2 separate regions of the Homo sapiens genome follow, and region 2 is linked to region 1. Evidence: read pairs that join two places in POLR2A ChIA-PET (ENCODE). Cell type or tissue: MCF 10A. All regions are shown on one strand. Each heading gives the region's core, and the rest is flanking DNA. Links, peaks and the distances in the headings are about the cores only.

What was found. ChIA-PET counts read pairs that join two places held together with the same protein. Peaks named below come from ENCODE experiments on the same cell type or tissue, not always from the same donor. Only the 100,000 strongest peaks of a DNase experiment are listed, where the experiment ranks them.
Region 2: POLR2A ChIA-PET joins it to region 1 with 5 read pairs; 3 of 35 experiments call an interaction of 5 or more read pairs at or near these places.

What each region holds. Positions count from the first base shown.
Region 1 is chr3:127,070,399-127,079,686 of GRCh38, reverse strand. No RefSeq gene overlaps it. Among named protein-coding and RNA genes, the nearest start is that of PLXNA1, 92 kb to the right of the region's middle. RefSeq lists a silencer at 3,896-3,965 and enhancers at 8,155-8,655, 8,656-9,156. In MCF 10A, for the core only: no CTCF peak of the experiment used is centred there; DNase peaks (open chromatin) are centred at 4,496 and 5,576.
Region 2 is chr3:127,142,123-127,151,410 of GRCh38, reverse strand. No RefSeq gene overlaps it. Among named protein-coding and RNA genes, the nearest start is that of PRR23E, 46 kb to the left of the region's middle. In MCF 10A, for the core only: no CTCF peak of the experiment used is centred there; no DNase peak of the experiment used is centred there.

The sequences.
Region 1 (9,288 bases), core at 2,355-7,354:
TTCCAGAAATGGCCTCACCAGCGTCTCTCATTTCATGTGCTCTTCTGCAAGTGACACAGCCACTCTCCATCTATGTCTCCTGGCCTTGAAACAGCATGCACTTGTGCCTTCTTGGACCACTAGAGTCCAGTGGAAGCGACATTATGTAACTTGCCAGGCTAGGTCAGAAAAGGCCTGCATGCAGCTTCCTCCTGCTTCCTCCCATGCTCTCCAGAAACCCCTCTCAGCACCTGTCCGCCATGCTGTGAGGAAGCTAGAGTCCCTTGGGGACATGTGGGCAGGCGCTCCAGTCTACAGGCTCCACTGAGCCAGACCTGGTACAGCAGAAGCAAGCCACATGCTCAGGTCCCATCCAGAGTCCTTGCACACAGAATGCCTGAGCAGAACAACATGGCTGGCATATTCCACCGCACAGCTACTCAGGGTTTGTCACCTGTCCGTATTTGCCAGGACATGTGACACAGTGAGGCATTTAAGCTGCATTCTAAGCTTCTTCAGCAGCCTTTAAGCATGCAAGTGGCAGGATTTGACTTTTAACGTTTAAAAGATGCCCTTGGCTGCTGTGCTGAGAACTGATGGGGGAGGGGCAAGAGTGGAGGCAGAGAGGCCAGTAGGCAGCACTGAGGGGCAGGGTGCAATGTGGACCACGACACTCACGAAGCTCCCTGCTAGACCTGCATTGCCTCCCAGGCCTCCCGCAGCCCCATTGTCACCACCACCCCCTCAGACAGACGAAGAAAGCGTGCACTCGAGGAAGCCAAATGATCAATCCAGGGTCACAGGGCGAGCGACTGGCCAGGAAGGATTTGAACCCTGGTAATCTGGCTCTGAGTCCCTCCCCTACCCCCCCTGCTGGGGTCTCTCAGGACAGAAAGACCCCAGCAAAGACTCAGTGCCCAGTGCCGGGCCCAGAGACACCAGCCAGGGTCCTGAGCTGGGTAAGAGCCATCACCTGGGACCCGTGTGTGTGGGGCACTCTGCTTCCCCCAGTTCCTGGAAATGTCTCCAGCTTATCCACTTGCTCTGACCACGGTCTGCCTTTGGTATGGACACCTGGTAAACCCCACCCAGCACTGGCCTGGCCAGACCCACCAGGGAGGTGCGGGGAGGATTCTTTCCCAGGAGGCATTAGAAGACCAGAAGCCATTAATATCTGCAGCAGCCTTGGGCAAGTCCTTCTCCTCTCTGGGCCTTAGTTTCCCCATTCTGTAAATGGGCGGGAAAAGAAAAAAGACCCTCTAAATTTCTTCTCAGCCCTAATGCTCTGGAAGGCAAGAGACCTGAGACCTGGGCTGATTTGTCCCTTGGTTGCAAGTGACAGAGACCCTGTTCCAAGGAGGAATGGACTGGCTCAGGTCACTGAAAAGTCCAGGGGTAAACTTTAGGTGTGGCTAGATCCAGCGGCTCACCCAGTGTCATTAGAAACTCATCTGTCTTCTCTCTCCATCCTGAGGCAGGGCCTGCAGGGCCTGGCAGCTCCAGGCTTAATATTTTTGCCCTTAGCTATACCAGAAACCCCAACCACCCCCTGACATGGCCTTGACTGGCTCTTCTTGGGTCACATACCCACCCACTCAGAGACCAATCAATGTCCCCCAAGGGATTAGAATGCTCTTGGTGGCCAGCTTGCTCACACCACCTGGTTCACAAGGAGATAGAGCCTTGAGACTCCAGCAGTTGGGGTCGGGGGTGGTTTTGAAGGCAAAGGAACCAGCAGAAGTCCTCTTGGCGCCCTCCTCCTAAGTTGTTGTGAGATGGGGGAATAGGTCATGGATAGTATGCAGGGTTATGTGGCCTGAAGTGCTGTCTGGGCCAGCCACCCTCAGGATGGCCCAAGCCCTAAAGCCTGCCCACACCCCCGACCCACGGCCAGTCTGCACACGGCAGAATCAAAGACACCCATGTGGCACTTCCTGCTCAAAGCTGCCCAGATCTCTGTCTCCCAAGGCCCCACTAAAGAGATTATGGGCCTGTCTTTTAGCAGAAACCCTGGGCCTCTGGGCTGGCTCTGCTAATCCCGACAAAGGATAACAGGCCCCTAATTAATTCTCCAAATCTGATGGCAGTGTGAACACCAGCCAGTCCACCCGCCTTAATGAGTTTAATCGACTGGACTTGACGATTTTATTCGAAACCTAGGGCCACAAATTAAGCTCTTAAAAATGCACTTGAACTTGATTGGCAGCAGTAATCCCAACAAAATCTGTTTAATCCTTGGGCTGCCCACGCAGGAACAGCCCGTGCGGGGCTGTGGGCCTGCAGCTCAAACGCTGGGATCCCCTCCCTTCTCAGCTCCAGGGCTGGGTCTCCTCTGCCTTCTGCCTTTAGGCCAGGAGGGAGGACCGGGAGAAAGAAAGTGCCCCGCCTCACCCCTACTGCCCAGGTGCACACCTAAGTACCCTTCAACCCTGGCCCAGACTACTTCTCCAGGAGTACTTCTCCCACATTTCCTGGTACGGCTCGTGGTGCTCCCACCACTGGTGTGACTGGCTCGCATGCTCCGGGGGCAGAGCCACCTGCTGCCCATTCCTGGGTCCCAGCCCCCAGCTTAGGTGCTGTGAGTTGAATGTTGTTGGTGGCCAGCTTTGCACAGATGGCCCCAGGGACATGGCCCCCATGGACTCTGTCCTCCTGAAGAAGATGGATTGCAAAATTGGCCACAAGGCTCCATCCTTCCTCTGGAGTCCCTTGCCCCACCATGTGATTCTGGCTGGCCAGATTTTGCTTTGACCACTAGCATGGGTGGGAGTGATATGCCACTGCTCAGCCTACACTTCACGCTCCCTCAGAGCCCTGCCTCTGCTTGACCACAAACTTGGCCTGGAGGCTGCTGGAGAATGGGAGGCCCTATGGAGCCAGGTGGTCCCTGTGGAGGTCATTCTGAGAGGTGACAGTGTGCTGGCAGCCCTCGAAGCCCTCGCTCGCTCTTGGCGCCTCCTCGGCCTTGGCGCCCACTCTGGCCACGCTTGAGGAGCCCTTCAGCCCACCGCTGCACTGTGGGAGCCCCTTTCTGGGCTGGCCAAGGCCGGAGCCGGCTCCCTCAGCTTGGGGGGAGGTGTGGAGGGAGAGGCACGGGCGGGAACTGGGGCTTCGCGCCACACTTGCGGGCCAGCCTGAGTTCTGGGTGGGCGTGGGCTCGGCAAGCCCCGCACTGGGAGTAGCTGGCTGGCCCACAAGCCCCGGGCAGTGAGGGGCTTAGCACCTGGGCCAGCAGCTGCTGTGCTCAATTTCTCGCCGGGCCTTAGCTGCCTCCCCGCGGGGAAGGGCTCAGGACCTGCAGCCACCCATGCCTGAGCCTCCCTGCCCCGCCGTGGGCTCCTGCGTGGCCTGAGCCTCCCGGCGGAGTGCTGCTCCCTGCTCCACGGTGCCCAGTCCCATCGACCACCCAAGGGCTGAGGAGTGCCGGCAAATGGCATGGTACTGGCAGACAGCTCCACCTGCGGCCCCGGTGTGGGATCCACTGGGTGAAGCCAGCTGGGCTCCTGATCTGGTGGGGACTTGGAGAATCTTTATGTCTAGCTAAGGGATTGTAAATACACCAATCAGCACTCTGTATCTAGCTCAAGGTTTGTAAACACACCAATCAGCACTCTGTATCTAGCTCAGTGTTTGTGAATGCACCCATTGGCACTCTGTATCTAGTTAATCTGGTGGGGACTTGGAGAACCTTTATGTCTAGCTAAGGGATTGTGAATGCACCAATCGACACTCTGTATCTAGCTCAAGGTTTGTAAATGCACCAATCAGCACTCTGGGTCTAGCTCAGGGTTTGTAAATACACCAATTGACACTCCTTATCTAGCTAATCTAGTGGGGACCATGGAGAACTTTTGTGTCTAGCTCAGGGATTGTAAACGCACCAATCAGCACCCTGTCAAAACGGACCAATCAGCTCTCTGTAAAACAGACCAATCGGCTCTCTGTAAAATGGACCAATCAGCAGGATGTGGGTGGGGCCAGATAAGAATAAAAGCAGGCTGCCCCAGCCAGTAATGGCAAGCCACTGCATGCCCTTCCAGACTGTGGAAGCTTTGTTCTTTTGCTGTTTGTAATGAATCTTGTTACTGCTCACTCTTTGTATCTACACTGTCTTTATGAGCTGTAACACTCACCACGAAGATCTGCAGTTTCACTCCTGAGTCAGCAAGACCACGAACCCCTTGGAAGGAAGAAACTCTGAGCACATCCAAACATCAGAAGAAACAAATTCTGGGCAGGCCGCTCTTAAGAACTGTAACATTCACTGCGAGAGTCTGTGCCTTCATTCTTAAAGTCAGTGAGACCAAGAACCCACCAATTCCGGACACAAGTCTACAGCAGCCAGCCGGAAAAGTCAGCAACAGGACACTGGTTCTTGAACAAGCCCAGACCACGGAGTTCAGCCCAGGCATTAGAGCTCAGTTAAGACCATAGAGCTCAGCCCAGCCCAGCCAAGCATAGCCCAGACTATGGAGCTCAGCCCAAACCACAGAGCTCAGCCCAGCCCAGCCAAGCATAGCCTAGACTACAGAGCTCAGCCCAACCCAACAGAGCACAGCCCAGACCACAGAGCTCAACCCAGACCAGCCAAGCACAGCCCAGACCACAGAGCTCAGTTCAGACCATAGAGCTCAGCCCAGCCAAGGATAGCCCAGACCGTGGAGCTCAGCCCAGACCAACCAAGCATAGCCCAGCTCACAGAGCTCAGCCCAGACCACAGACCTCAGCCCAGCACAACAGAGCACAGCGCAGACCAGCCAAGCACAGCCCAGACCATGTAGCGCAGCCCAGTCCAGTCAAGCACAGCCCAGACCACAGAGCTCAGCCCAGACCAGCTAAGCTCAGCCTAGACTTCCCAGCTCAGCTTGCCAATACTTAAAGTCTGAAAATAGTATATGATATTGTTTCAGGCCCCTGTGTTTAGAGGTGGCTGGTACACAGCTCAGCTTCCTGGGACACCTCCCCCACTAGCCCAGCTCTCTGCAGAGTTGTGGTAGGTTCTGCCTTTACCCTCCAAGGTCTCCAAGTGTTTAGGAGCACCCGTTGGAAGTACGCTGTCTGCCACAGCCAAGCCTTTGCTTGAGCCTGCCTCACCCCCAAGCTCCCCTAACTTGCAGTCATTGCCCCTCACTGCCCTGCTCTGGAGCTGGCCCTGTCATTAACTCACCAGCCAGGTCTCACTAACTTCAGCTCTTTGGGAGCAGAGCCATGGGAATGAGCCTTGTCTTCCCAGAGGGTACCTGGCTGTGTTCAGATTGAGTTTCCTCCTGCCCAGTGACCAGGGCTGGATTGGATGCTCCAAGTAAAACAAACACACTAGCACATGCATGCACACACACGAACACTTGCACATGACCACACACACATGCACACGGATATGCTCCTACAGGCACCACACACAGTTAAAATAAGCTCATTATACTCTGGCCGCAGGACAATTTACCCTGTAGCTGTTTGCTAAGAAAGCCACTCAGAGAGGACAAAAGAAAATCCAGCTTTTTTATATATTTCAAAATATGTTTTCTCTATCAGATTGGCCAGACTCCAAGTGTTTTCAGTCTGCTCTGTGGGCCAGACCTCAGGAAAGTGAGCACTGCTTGCCTTGCTGCTGGAAGGGTTCGTGGCATGGCCTCTATGAAAGGCAGTGTGGCAATTCCCATCAACATTATCCACTGACCCAGCAATCCCACCTGCGGAATTTTGCCCTGCAGGTGTACCTACCCACATTTCAAGAGACTCTGAGCAAGATTACCCACACCACATTGTTTCTGGCAGCAAAAGAACAGGAATAGCCCGAAATGCCCATCTCATTTTAAAACCTTGCAAATGCAGCATCTGTTTTACAAAAATAACAATAATGAAAAGCTGCAGAGTCAATGAGTGAATGCATGCTGGTCAAGCAAGCAGTCATGGTCACTGGGACGTTGGGAACACTCCGAACCCCACTCTGATGCCTGCCCAGCTGCAGCCCCTCCTGCGGGTGTCAGCACCGCCCCACCCCACAAAGCTGGCCTGACGCCTCCTCTGTCCCTCCCCAGCCCCTCCTAGCACACACGCCAAAGGGACTCTAGCCATCAACCCGCTGCTCGTCCCAGTTCTACAGCAGCCCAGAGGGGCGTCCAGGGCTGACTGAGCAGCAGGGCGGCCTGAGGCCCCAGGGCTCCCAGCGCCAGCCCCGCCTGTGAGCCCAGGAAGCAAGCTGCTTTGATGAAATTTTCACACTCCATGCATCTTTCAGGAGGAGGAGTTGGGTGGGGAGTGGAGAGGGAAGCTCCCTAGATGCTTTCTATGCTAGGGCTGGGCCTAGGGGCTGGGACCACATCAGTGAAGGTAGACCAGCAAGCCCCAGCCCTCCACCCACCCCCACTGGCCATACCAGGCAGGAGAGGAAGGCCTAGGAGGGGAGCAGTCACCTCTCGTTCTCACAGCAGCCGGCTATGGCCCTCTGACCACTGGTCTCCACTCTGCAGTGGTCAAGAGTGAGGCTTCTCCCCAGTCCTTGCCCTGCACTGGCACACGATGTTGGCAGCAGATGGACAGAGGGTCAGCTCCCAGTTACCTGTGTCCTCAGAGGCTGGAGGAGTCTGGTCCCCACCCTCCCTGCCTGCCAGGCCTGCGTCTCCACCTGGGAAGGGGCACCACACCTACCTGCCAGATGTTCCACACCCAGTACGTGCTGGGGAGCAGAGGGTCACTCTGCCCCATCCATGTCTGTCTCTCTTCTTTGTCTCTCTGCTCCAGCCCTGTCTCCACCCTCCATTTGGCTTGGGAAAGTCCCTGTGCTTCCCAATCCTGTTCTCAGTTCTCCCATTTCTCCTGGGAGTGAACAGGTGTGTGATCCGACACAAGGGAGGTCCTCCATGCCTGGGCCTGGCTACTCTGCACAAGTGGGACCCTCACCCAGCTTCAGGGCAGGCCCACACCTCCCAGCCTTGCCCAGCCCCACAGTCTCCATATGGGTTCCTTCAAGGCTATGCAAGGATTCCAGTGCCAGTAGTGTGCATGGGGGCTGAGCCCAAGACCCCCTGGAGGGCTGTGAAGAAATGAGAGGGGGAAGGGAACCTGCTGGGAAGGGCTCGACACAGGCGGGTGGCCACTTGCAGGTGGCTGAGGTTCAGTCCCGTGGACACCAGAGACTTCTGAGGGTCACGTGTGGGGTCTGTCCTTGGCACTTCCACCCTGCCATGCGTGCATGAAGTTGAGCAGCTCTGGCGACTTTCAGGCTGGGGCCAGCACTATGCACAGGGCTCCGGCTGCGTTTGCTTGCTCTTCTCCTCCCTGAAGCACTTGGTCATGCAGTTGTGCCCACTGAGAGCTTGCAATGGCAGCTCCCACTGTCCCTGGGAAGCTGCTCTTGGCAGATGGGGGGAGTCTATCCCAGCTCCTACCTTGAAGACACTTCTGCCACTCCCCGGGGGTCTGCACTGGCTGCCTTGCTGGGCCCTCCCTCCTCTCGCCTCCTGCCCCAGACTTGCTAAGCCCATGTGGGGCGGCAACGAACCCTGCATGTGCTAATTCAGCAAACATTACCCAGCTCCGGCCAAGTAACAGCACTAACTAATCCTGCCAACACCCCTGCAAGGCACATACCCTCACTGCCTTTTACAGATGAGAAAACCAAGGCCTAAAGAGCCAAGGTGACTTGCCTGAGGTCTCCCAGCCAATGAAGAGTGGAGCCAGGGCTGAAACTGGGCCTGTCTCACACCAGCCACCATGTTTGAAACCCCCTTGGAGGACAAGCGCCGACTCAGCCTCCGTGGGGCTGCTCAGGGACTCCGGGGCGCTGGCTGTCTAAGGAGCAGACCCCTCTGGACGACACCCACATCTGCTGGAGTGGCAAGGGCACACGCTGCTGCCCCAGGCACTCTGCCCACAAGTGGCACCAATGCCTGGGCTCTAAGTGGCACCCCCGCACCCCAGTTATACCTGGGCATCATGTGACCACGCCCCTCCTGCACCCCAGGCCCATTTCAGCCTGAGCTCTGTTGGCTCGGCCCCTCTCTCTTGAATCACTCATTCCTTTCCCTCTGCACAGCTGCCACCTGCCCCACCCTGTCCCTGCCACCATCTTCTCTTGTCTGGCCAATTGCAAGGGCATCAAAGCAGATCTCCTGACGCCACTCTTTTACAACATATTTCCTGCTTCAGCTCATGGCATGTCTCTACTCCAGAGCCTCATGAGGCTTTCCCTCACCCTCCTTACCCTGGCCTGCCAGGTTGCATGGTCCACCCCCTGCTGATGCCTCCACTGTCACAGGGCCACCTGGTCCTCACCCCACACTCTACCCCATCCTCACTTCCTCTGCCCACTGCCCTCACCCCTTGCCAAGATGATCCCTTCATCCTCCAAGCTCCAACTTAAATGTCCCTTCTCAGGATGACTGCGGCTCCTTCAATTGTTCTCCAAGCTCTCTGAGCATCTCAGCAGGGTCCTGTACAGATGGAATTTTCCAGAGACAACCGTAATGACACTTTCCATATGACACCCTTCTGCAGCGTGGCCTTCCCATCCTCCCGTCGTGCCCTTTGGATGTGGGCAGGATGGAGCCTTGCTTGCAGCCAGCAGAAAGTGCTGGAAGTGGCGCTGTGTGATGCCATGGTGAGGTCAGGACAGCCACACCGCCTGTTCTCGTTCCCTGGAGCACTGCAGCTGAGGCTCCACCACCTCAAGGCCACTCACGAGTCACCTGTCTTAGCCTTCAAGTTCTCCCAGGCCTGGCACCAGATGTGTGAGCAAAGGAGCCCCCACTCACTTCCCATCCCATCTCCCCCAGCCTTGGAGTCTTCCCAGCCGGGCCTGGAGTACAAGCCAGCCATCGCCTGCCATGCCCTCTCCGAACTGTAGCCACAGCATCTGTGAGTGCAACAAAATGGCTCAAGTTGGTGCCACTACGTGGAGGTGGAGGATTTGCTGTGCAGTGATGGAACCCCGGCATTCCCAATCCTCCCAGCCTGGCTACAAGCAGTCTGTGCCTTTATAGGAGCAGAACCAGGACGGGTCTTTCCTTTGAGGAACAATTTTCTAAGTCTTTTGAATCAGCAAAGGACAAACCAGGGTCCCTTCTGGAAGGCAGTGTCTGGCTTCCTTGTGGATAAGAAGGGCTGTGGGGGCAGTTACCTGCACCCCTGACTGGCTCACTCTGTCTGGGTGCTGGGGCAGGAGTGGGCAGATGAGAGTCTTTGGCTCAGCTGAGGGAATTCTCATGGTGAGGATGAGAGTCCCACGGTGTGGCAGGGCCAGGGACTCGTGGCCAAAACAGTGTGGGAGCAGGCTCTCCTAGAAGCTGGTTTTAAGGTTTCCTTTCCTGA
Region 2 (9,288 bases), core at 2,401-7,400, 72 kb before region 1:
AGATGGCAGGTGACAGAGGGAGTAGCGGGGCAACAGCTGCTACATACATTCAGTGACAAGAGGGTCCTTTGGTGCCGGTGAGAGTTTGTGTGCTGTGGCTGAGCGTGGACAACGGGTAAGCGCGCTTCATGGGCAACTCTGCATGGAGAAGGGAGGCCAAGAGAGACTCAGAGAGGAGGCTGGACACTGCAGCCTGGCCCAGGGAGTGGGGAGGGGCCTGTCAGGCCAGCCTGGGTCCTGAAGAACCGGCCCCCGGCCTCCTGGCTGTCCCCAGCCTCCCTGTGGGCAATGGGAAAGGGGCGCACCTATTCCAGTTGGACGCACAAAACTGGGTGAAAGGCCTCACCCTGCCCCTGCTCTGCCCAAACCACACCCTGACCCTGTGCCCCACAAAGCAGAGGCCTAGGTGGAAGGCCCAGGGTGTGGGCCGCTCCCTGGACCACTGCAGTGGTGGCTTGGGCAGAGTGGGGTTGAGGGAGGATCATTCTCCTGGGACTTCCTGTCAATGCTCCAGGGCACAGGTGGTTCTTGGAGGCACCGGGAGGAGTAGAGGATATTTCCCAACCTGCAAGTAATTTACTATGTTTATTAAGTGGCTATTGTAGGTTAAATAACCAACACCAGCTTATTAAAAAATCCTCCGAGATGATAATCACCCGGGTCTTCCATCTGCTGCCGGCAGCCGAAGCTGCTATCCTGCTGGGAGCCGGTTTTCATAATGAATCGGCTCTGAGATCCGGACAGTAAGTGACTTCAGGAATCGTCATCTCCATTTTCTCTGACAGCTTTATGCTCCATAAATACTCAGAGATTATTAAAAACATATTTATTTAAGATGAACAGCTCTCCTGCAGATACAATTCTAAGCCGATAAGGCTCATAAGCTCACTTACAATAATCAATGATAGTATTTAAACCCCGGAGTAGCTTTGCCTAAAGTCAAGGCTCTGGGCTCCTGAGAGGGGATCAGGCTGGGTTCCCACTTGCTGGGGCACCAGGGCCAAGGAGGCCATGGCCCTGGATCATCCGGAGGCTAGGAGGCCTAGGAGCTGGTGCTCAGTCTGTTAAGACCCTCTTCCCTGCCTCCTCCACAAGCCATCTCATCTCTCTGGGCCTCTGTTGCCCTATCTGGAGTATGAGCCTTTGGCTCTAAAACCCTATGAGTTTATTATGATTTGGGAGGCCACTGTGGGAAGGAAAGGCTGCCCCACAGAATGTTCATGGGGTTAAATGGGCATGTAGAGAGCCAGCCCTTAGGATCTCCAGGCTCCTCCCAAGACGGTGGGTCCTGCCTCACCTCTCCAAATTCATTCCACCCTCCTGCCCCTGGGCAAGACCCTGTACACCCCTCTCCATCCTGGAACACTCTTGCTGTCCACCCTCACTGCTGTACACTCATCCTTCAGCAAATGCTGCCTCTCCCAGGAAGCCTTCCTTGACTACCTCCCTCTTTCTTATCACAGCTCATGATCAAGGTTCCAAACTGACTGTGAGATTCTTTTGTTCTGCCCCTCTGTCCCCCCTGTACTGGGAACATGAGTACACGAGCAGGCTTGTGTCTGTTGGGCTCACCCTTGTGATCAGCACGGGGTTCAGGGCCGGGACGGAGTCTGTGCTTGGCACTCACTGCCTGCATGAAGAGGGCAGCTGCCCTGTGCCCAGCCTGGGAGGGTGTTTAGACCCATATGCGGTTTCTGGGCCAGCCTATCTTTTAATCACTGTGGCTTTGCAGGGTAGTTTGCCTCTGTTAGGGCAAGTTGACTTTTGCTTGGCTTCTTCAAAACAGACTTCACTTTTTAAAACAAACTTTCTCCTGTGTATACATTTTGGAATGAGTTTACTAGGTTAATTTTTTTAAATCCTGCAATTTTGAGACTGCTCTGCATGTGCTCCATGTGTGGAAACAGACCTTGGGTGTGGAGGCCACAACGACCACACTCCTCAGTTTACAGCTAATGAGCATCATCCGCCCAGAGAGCTTCCTTTTAGTTTCTTTTTTCTTTGTAGATAGGGTCTTGCTCTGTTGTGATCATAGCTCTCTGCAGCCTCGAGCTCCCAGGCTCAAGCAATCTTCCTCCCTCAGCAGCCAAGTAGACAAGGTGAGACTCCGTCTCAAACAAAAACAAAAACAAAAACAAAAACAAAAACAACAAATCTCTCTAGACACACACAGTAGTATAGACATGGGTCTCACTAGACACGTGGTATTATAGATGCTGGTCTCTTTAGACACACATAGTCGTATAGACACAGGTCTCTGTAGACTGACAGGGTAGTATAGACATGGGTCTCTCTAGACACACACAATTGTGTAGACATGGGTCTCTCTAGACACAGACAGTAGTATAGAACAGGTCTCTCCAGACATACACGGCCATATAGACACAGGTTTGTCTAGAAATACATGATCATACAGACATGGGTATCTCTAGACACAAGCAGTAGTATAGGCAGGGTAGCATAGACACGGGTCTCTCTAGACAGACAGAGTAGTATAGACACATGTCTCTCTAGATATACACAGTAGTATAGACACAGGTCTATCTAGAAATACATGGTCATATAGACACAGGTCTCTCTAGACATACACGGTCATATAGACAAGGGTCTCTCTAGAAATACATGATGGTATAGACACAGGTCTCTCTAGACATACATGGTAATACAGACATGGGCCTCTCATTAGTTGTACCCAGTGACCTCTCCATCAGCCATCTGACAGTTAACTTTCTTCTGGATCCTTTGATGACACGGAATCAGCCATTAATGGTGATGTCTATATATTCATCCATATTTTCAACTTACAATTTGTGTTTTTTAATGTGTCTAAGAAGCTGTCCCCTAGCATTGAATCATGACAATATGCACCTAGATGACTTTGGATTTAGAGGTATGTGGATAGCTGACACCTTTTCAATGTTAAGTGATCCCATCCATTCCTGAAGTCCAGAAAAAGAAAAACAAGGTTTTTAGTTGAGGGTAAGGAAGGGATAAGTGATCCTATAGCTGCCTCATCTGTGAGCACAGTCCCCGTCTGCACCCTGCCCTGGACAGCTCAGCTGAGGTCAAGAGGCCACAGCCCTGTCCCCAAGTATCTCCTCCTACCATTGCCCAGACATTATTTCCTATGAGCCTGCCTTGGGGAAAGCCAGGGGCAGGGCCCACAAGGTGATGGGGACATGGTGGGGACACAGGGCTAGCTCCACCATTAACAGGGAGACAGACAATGCATAAAAACAACAGACACAGAAAATATAATTGCAAGTTGCATTGTCCTTCTGAACCTAGGCATATATGGGAGTCTACACACATAAAAATTCCCTGAGCTGTACACTTAAGATTGTATACTTTTCCATATTTGTATAGTACCTCAATAAAAAAGATGAGTAATAAAAGTGAATCCTCTTCCTCCCCTTCTGCCCCATCTTCTCTCCTTCTTCTCTCCCTCCTCCCTCCCCCTTTATTTCCCTTTTCCCAGCTCTGTTGCATGTTGAATGGATTGGAGTGGTAAGGAGGGAGGTGGGAAGGGGCATTAACGGATGACTACCAATAGCTGGGGGAGAGACAGTGGTGGATTTTGAAGGGGGTGATGGTGAAGAGTGGAGTGGACAGGCTGAACCCACACTGAGTCCCCTGTGGGATTTGGAGGTATCTGAAATGCCATGGGTGGTGGCATGGGGGCCCTGGCTGAGATGGAGAAGGGAGATGTGAGGGCACACAGGGTGCTCAGGGAGGAGCGAGGCAGATATGGGGTCCCCTCCACTCAAGAGGCTGGGCAGCCACTGCCTTTCTGTGTTCCAGCTCATCTGCTCAACGGCAGGGTGTTCTCATCCAGAAGGGGAGGGTCCTGGTTTTCCTTGCCCCCTCCACAGTGTAAGTGTCTGGGGCCGGGCTGATGGGTTGGCTGCAGGGCATGGCTGAGGATGGCCCACTGAGGTGTTGGCCGCCAGCCATTCTGAGTCCATTCCTTCTCATTCCTTCTGCCCCCTCCATCTCCCCCGTCTCCTCCTCTTCTTCCTCTTCCCCCACACCCACCAAGAAGAGGTCAGCGACAGGGAAGACAAGTAGTAAGACCTTGAGGAAGAAGACAGAACAGAAGACTCTCGGGTAGTGGAGCTTGGGAGCCCAGGGGTCTGTGGCAGCCTGAGCAGAGGCAGGTGAGGGGTGAGGGAGTGGCTGGAAAGGCAGACACACCTGGACCCTGATCCCAGCTCTGCCCCCACAAGTGGTGGGATCTTAGAGGCTGTGTACCTTGCAGAGCCTCAATGTCCCCATCCACAAAATGGACTGGTGCCATCTCCATGTCCTTCATCATCACAAGTGACTATGCTGAGAGACTCCTCAGAGGGAACAAGATGTCTTAAACCATGGCAATTCCACCACTGCAGGCCATGTCCCTCACTGTTCCTGTGACCCCCGTGTTACCAGCTTCCATGCCTGACCACATGGGACCAGCTCATGGACCTACTAAAGGCTTTTAGAAACACAAAGTGTGGGCTTCATTAACACAGGAAGTGCCCAATAAATGTGTGATCTTTCCCTTTCCAGAAGTGGCCTCCTTGATGCACAGACCTTAGAGCAGGGTCTCAAACTCAGTTGCCTGCCCAGGCTGTGTGTGGCTGGAGAGAGGTGGATTGGGCACAGGTCGCACTGGCAGGGACAGACCCCTGGCTGCAGCCCAGAGCCAGTGAGCCATCTTTCTTTCACAAGTAGCTGGAAGATGGATTGTTATGTGAAAGCTCCCTGTTTCAAAATGTTGGCAACTCATGGAAATTGTTTAAAGCAGTCTGAGCCAAACAAAACTTGTGTCTGGCTGCTGGGTAGTGATGCTGAGGCATCTCCACTGCTCCTACATTACAGGGGAAACACAGAAAGGTTGGCCAACTGGGCCAAGGTTACACAGGAAGCAAATTGGGCAGTGGGCCATTGACAACTGGAAGCCATCCATCCATCCATCCACCCACCCATCCATCTATCTACCCCTCCATCCACCAACACACCCACCTATCTACTCACCAACCCATCCATCCATCCATCCATCTACCCCCCCATCCACCAACACACCCAACTATCTACTCACCAACCCATCCATCCATCCATCCACCCATCCATCCATTCATCCACTCATCCATCCACTCGTTCACTCATTTAGCAGATGCTTCTTGAGCACCTGCTGTGTGCCAGGCCCTATGTTATGGGTGCAGGGGACATAATGATGAACAAATATATAGATATAAATTCTTCTTCTCATGGATCTCATATCCTGAGGGAAGCTAATAGACAAAATCGCTCAGTTCTAGACTATATCAGGAGGCAACAGGGCTGTGGAGAAAACTGAAGCAGGGAAAGGGTCGCATGTGCTTGGGTGGAGTTGCAACTTTTAAGAGGGTGACCTAGAAAGGCTTGATGGAGAAGGTGGCCTTAGAGGAGAGATTGGAGGCCAGGTGTGGTGGCTCATGCCTGTAATCCCAGCACTTTGGGAGGCCAAGGTGGGCAGATCACCTGAGATCAGGAGTTCAAGACCAGCCTGACCAACATGGAGAAACCCCATCTCTACTAAAAATACACAAATTAGCCAGGTATGGTGGTGGGCGCCTGTAATCCCAGCTACTTGGGAGGCTGAGGCAGGAGAATCGCTTGAACCTGGGAGGCAGAGGTTGTGGTGAGCTGAGATCGTGCCATTGCACTCCAGCCTGGGCAACAAGAGCGAAACTCCGTCTGAAAAAAAAAAAAAAAAAAGGAGAGATTGAAAGGCGGTAAAAGAGAGAGCACCACGGGTGCTTAGCAGGAGCCAGGAGGAGGACAGGGAGAGGAAGGCAGAGAGGTCTCAGGCACTTGGTGGGCACATGTGGGCCATGGTGGAGCCTGCAGCAGAGGTGGGGCCTGCTCTGGCTTAGGTGTGACCAGCAAACCCTCCCGTGGGGAGCAGGGATGTCAGGGAATGGGCTGCCCAGAGCCCAGTGAGGGGGTGGGAGATGGCAGTGGCTGGGAATAGGCACAGCAGTAGGGGTGGGGGAAGTGGTCAGAGTCTAGACATACTGCGAAGGTGAGGCTGACGAGGTGTGAGCAAGAGAGATGGGCGTCAAGGATGGCACCATGCCTTAGGCCTGAGCACCTAGGGGGTGGGGTCAAGCTTCAGCCATGGCCATGAAGGTGGAGATGCTAGCCTACACCCCTAGTGGGGCTGCATAAGCAGTGATGGGGTTCAGGGAGAAGCCAATAGTCAGGGATCTGTGGCCCACCCTGGGCCAGCTAATGGAAGTGCTGAATCCGGCTTACAGTGAGAGACACACAGACTCTGGAGGGCACTGGGGAACACATGACGGTACCAGGATCCCTATGCAGCCAGCCTCATGCCAGGGGCTGTGCATGCACCATAGTGTCCTCATAGGATCAGGGGCAGCCTCTGTCCTCTCCTTTGAAGATAAGGAAGTTGAGCCTCAGAAAGGGGGTGAGAATTGCAAGGGATGTACAGCTGGTGAGGAGCAGGACCAGGATGTGGATACAGGGCAGGCCTGGGTCCTGCAAGGACCTCACACCCCGACACTGGAGCGGAGTGGACGTCTAGCCCAGCAGACAGAACATAGCCTACGTGGTCACTGACAGGCGGGTAGGGGCTGCCCAGGGCCAGTCAGCACCAGGGAGCATCGGCAGAGATGGTGAGCAGGCACTTAGACACTCTGGATGCCACTCATGAAGAAGAGGCACTGAAAGGACCAATCTAGACCTCAGATCCCCAAAGCTGCATTTGCCACTTCTTCTCACAGGTCCTATCAACACCTGCAATACAATTGTATCCTAAACGGAATCCGGCCACAGCCCCCTCCCACCTCCCCTCTGACTTGCATAACTGTACATGATCTGCAAGGGAGATGCAAAAATGGCTCCAAATCTCTCCCCTCTTTCTGCCCACATCCTTTGCAATATGATTCTGCAGCTTCTCCCACCAAAGAGTGGGCTTTATTTCCCAAACCCTTAGCTAACACAATGCACTGGAAAACAGCATGGCGCCTGTTCCAAGCCAAGGCCTCAAGAGCCTTTGTGTGTTTCAATCTCACTCTTAGGACCCTGTGACCAGAGTGTGAGGAAGCCAGGGAGATCATTGTGGAAGGGGAGAGACTGTGGAGAACGGCCCCGCCATCCCAACTGTGTTCAGACATCTTAGTGAGCCCAGCAAGAAGAGCCAAGCCCCAAAAGAAAGGAAATCAGCATATTGAAGAGAGATCTGCATTCTCATGTTTACTGCAACACTATGCATAATAGCCAAGATTTGGAAGCAACCTAAGTGTCCATCACCAAATAAGTGGATAAGGAAAATGTGGTACATATACACAGTGGAATACTATTCAGCCATAAAAAGAATGAAATCTTGTCATTTGCAACATCATTGGAACTGGGAGACATTATGTTAAGTGAAATAAGCCAGGCACAGAAAGAGAAATTTTGTATGTTCTCATTCATATGTGGGAGCTAAAAATTAAAACAACTGAACTCATGAAGACAGAGAGTAGAATGACAGTTACCAGAGGCTGGGAAGGGTAGCAGGGAGGGGGAAGAGAAGTAAGAATGGATAATGAGTGCAAACATAGAGTTAGATAGAATAAATAAGATCTAGTACTTGATAGCACAATGGGGTGACTACAGTCAACAATAACATATTGTATATTTTAAAATAACTGAAAGACTGGAACTGAAATGTTCCTAACACAAAGAAATGAAGAATGCTTGAGGTGATGAATACCTCAATTACCTCAACTGATTATTACACACTGTGTGCCTACCAGAGCACCACGTATACCCCATGAATATACACATCTATTAGCTACCCATATAATTAGAACTAAATTTTTTTTTCAAAAGGCCAAGAAAAAAGGATTCATAAATGAGTAAAATTATAACACCCTACTTCCAGAAGAGCGAAGCCCGCCCTGCCCAAATTTCCAACTCACAGAATCATGAGCTAAACAATTGGTGGTTGTGCTAAGCCAGGAAGCTTTGGGGTGGTTTGTTACACAGCAAAAGCTAGCTGATACAGCCTCTACCTCTCTGTTCCTCAGGCTCAACACCAGATTTCTCTTTGATTGCCACATCCTCCAGCTTCATCCCTCTGCTACCAGGCCTCTCCTTTCCACTCTAGACTGAGGACACTTTTTTCCTGGGCCAGCCAAGATTGGCTAGCCACTGCTGACCTGGGTGAGGATTAAATGCCCTCCCAATGTATCCTGAACATTCACTACACAGCAACATTCTCATGCTCAACTTGCCCTGAGCTTCTCAAAGTCAGGGGCTTTCTCTTGGTCATCTCTGCTGCCCCAGGAGCAAGGTCAGAACTGGTCAGGTGTGGAGCAGGCTGTAAGGAACATTTGTTTAGGAAGCAAATGATCTTCCCAGGATGGAGTGCTGACTAAGGAGTGGCTAAGTGGCTATGTGAGAGCCCTGGAACCAGCTGCCTGGGTTTGCAGCCTGGCTCTGGGTTTCAAAATAGTGTGTATTGAGCAGGTAACTAAATCCCAGTTCCCTGATTTCCTTATCTGTAGGACAGGGAGGATTGCAGTCCCTTCATCAGAGAGTTGTTTATAAGGATTAAATAAGGGAATACTGAAAACAGTGTCTGGCAGGCACAAGTCAATGCTAAGTATTGTTATTTAATAAGTAGCTGTGAATGGTGAAGTCCAAGGCCTTGTCCAAGGTTACTTGGTTCTTCATAGTCCTGATTCATCCTTACCTGATGTCCTGAATTTTGGGTCCCACTTTCAAATCCCAGCTTCTCAGTCCTAGGTCAGGCCCCACATCATAGCCCCTATCCCCCTGGAGCCAGGCCCTGGCTTCCTCCTCCCTCCCCGGCCTGGGGCCCTCCACCTGTCAGCTCCTCTCTGACATCCTTTCCTCTCAGCCGGTTCTCACCTCCTCCCAGGAAATGCCACTGCAACAACATTGATAAATATTTATAAAGGCAGCCGAAGAGATGGCGCACAAACAAGCCAAATAAATAAGCACATTTTAAAACACTGAGCTTGACAGTTGACTTCCCCAAGTGAGTCTGTGTGTGCGTGCGTCACGTACCTGCACACACTCCCTGTCCTCACACATCAGCTCACAGGATGCCAGAGCCTTCTAGGCCGTCACATTGGGACCGCATGTTTCACAGATGGAGAAACCAAGACCCAGAGAGGCCTGGGCTTGGCTAAAATTGCCCAGCTGAGTGCGGGCAGGCGGCAACCCGTGCCCAGCATCCCGGCTTTATAGAGCCAAGGTTCCTGCTTGGCCTGGTGTCTATAAACAGAGAAC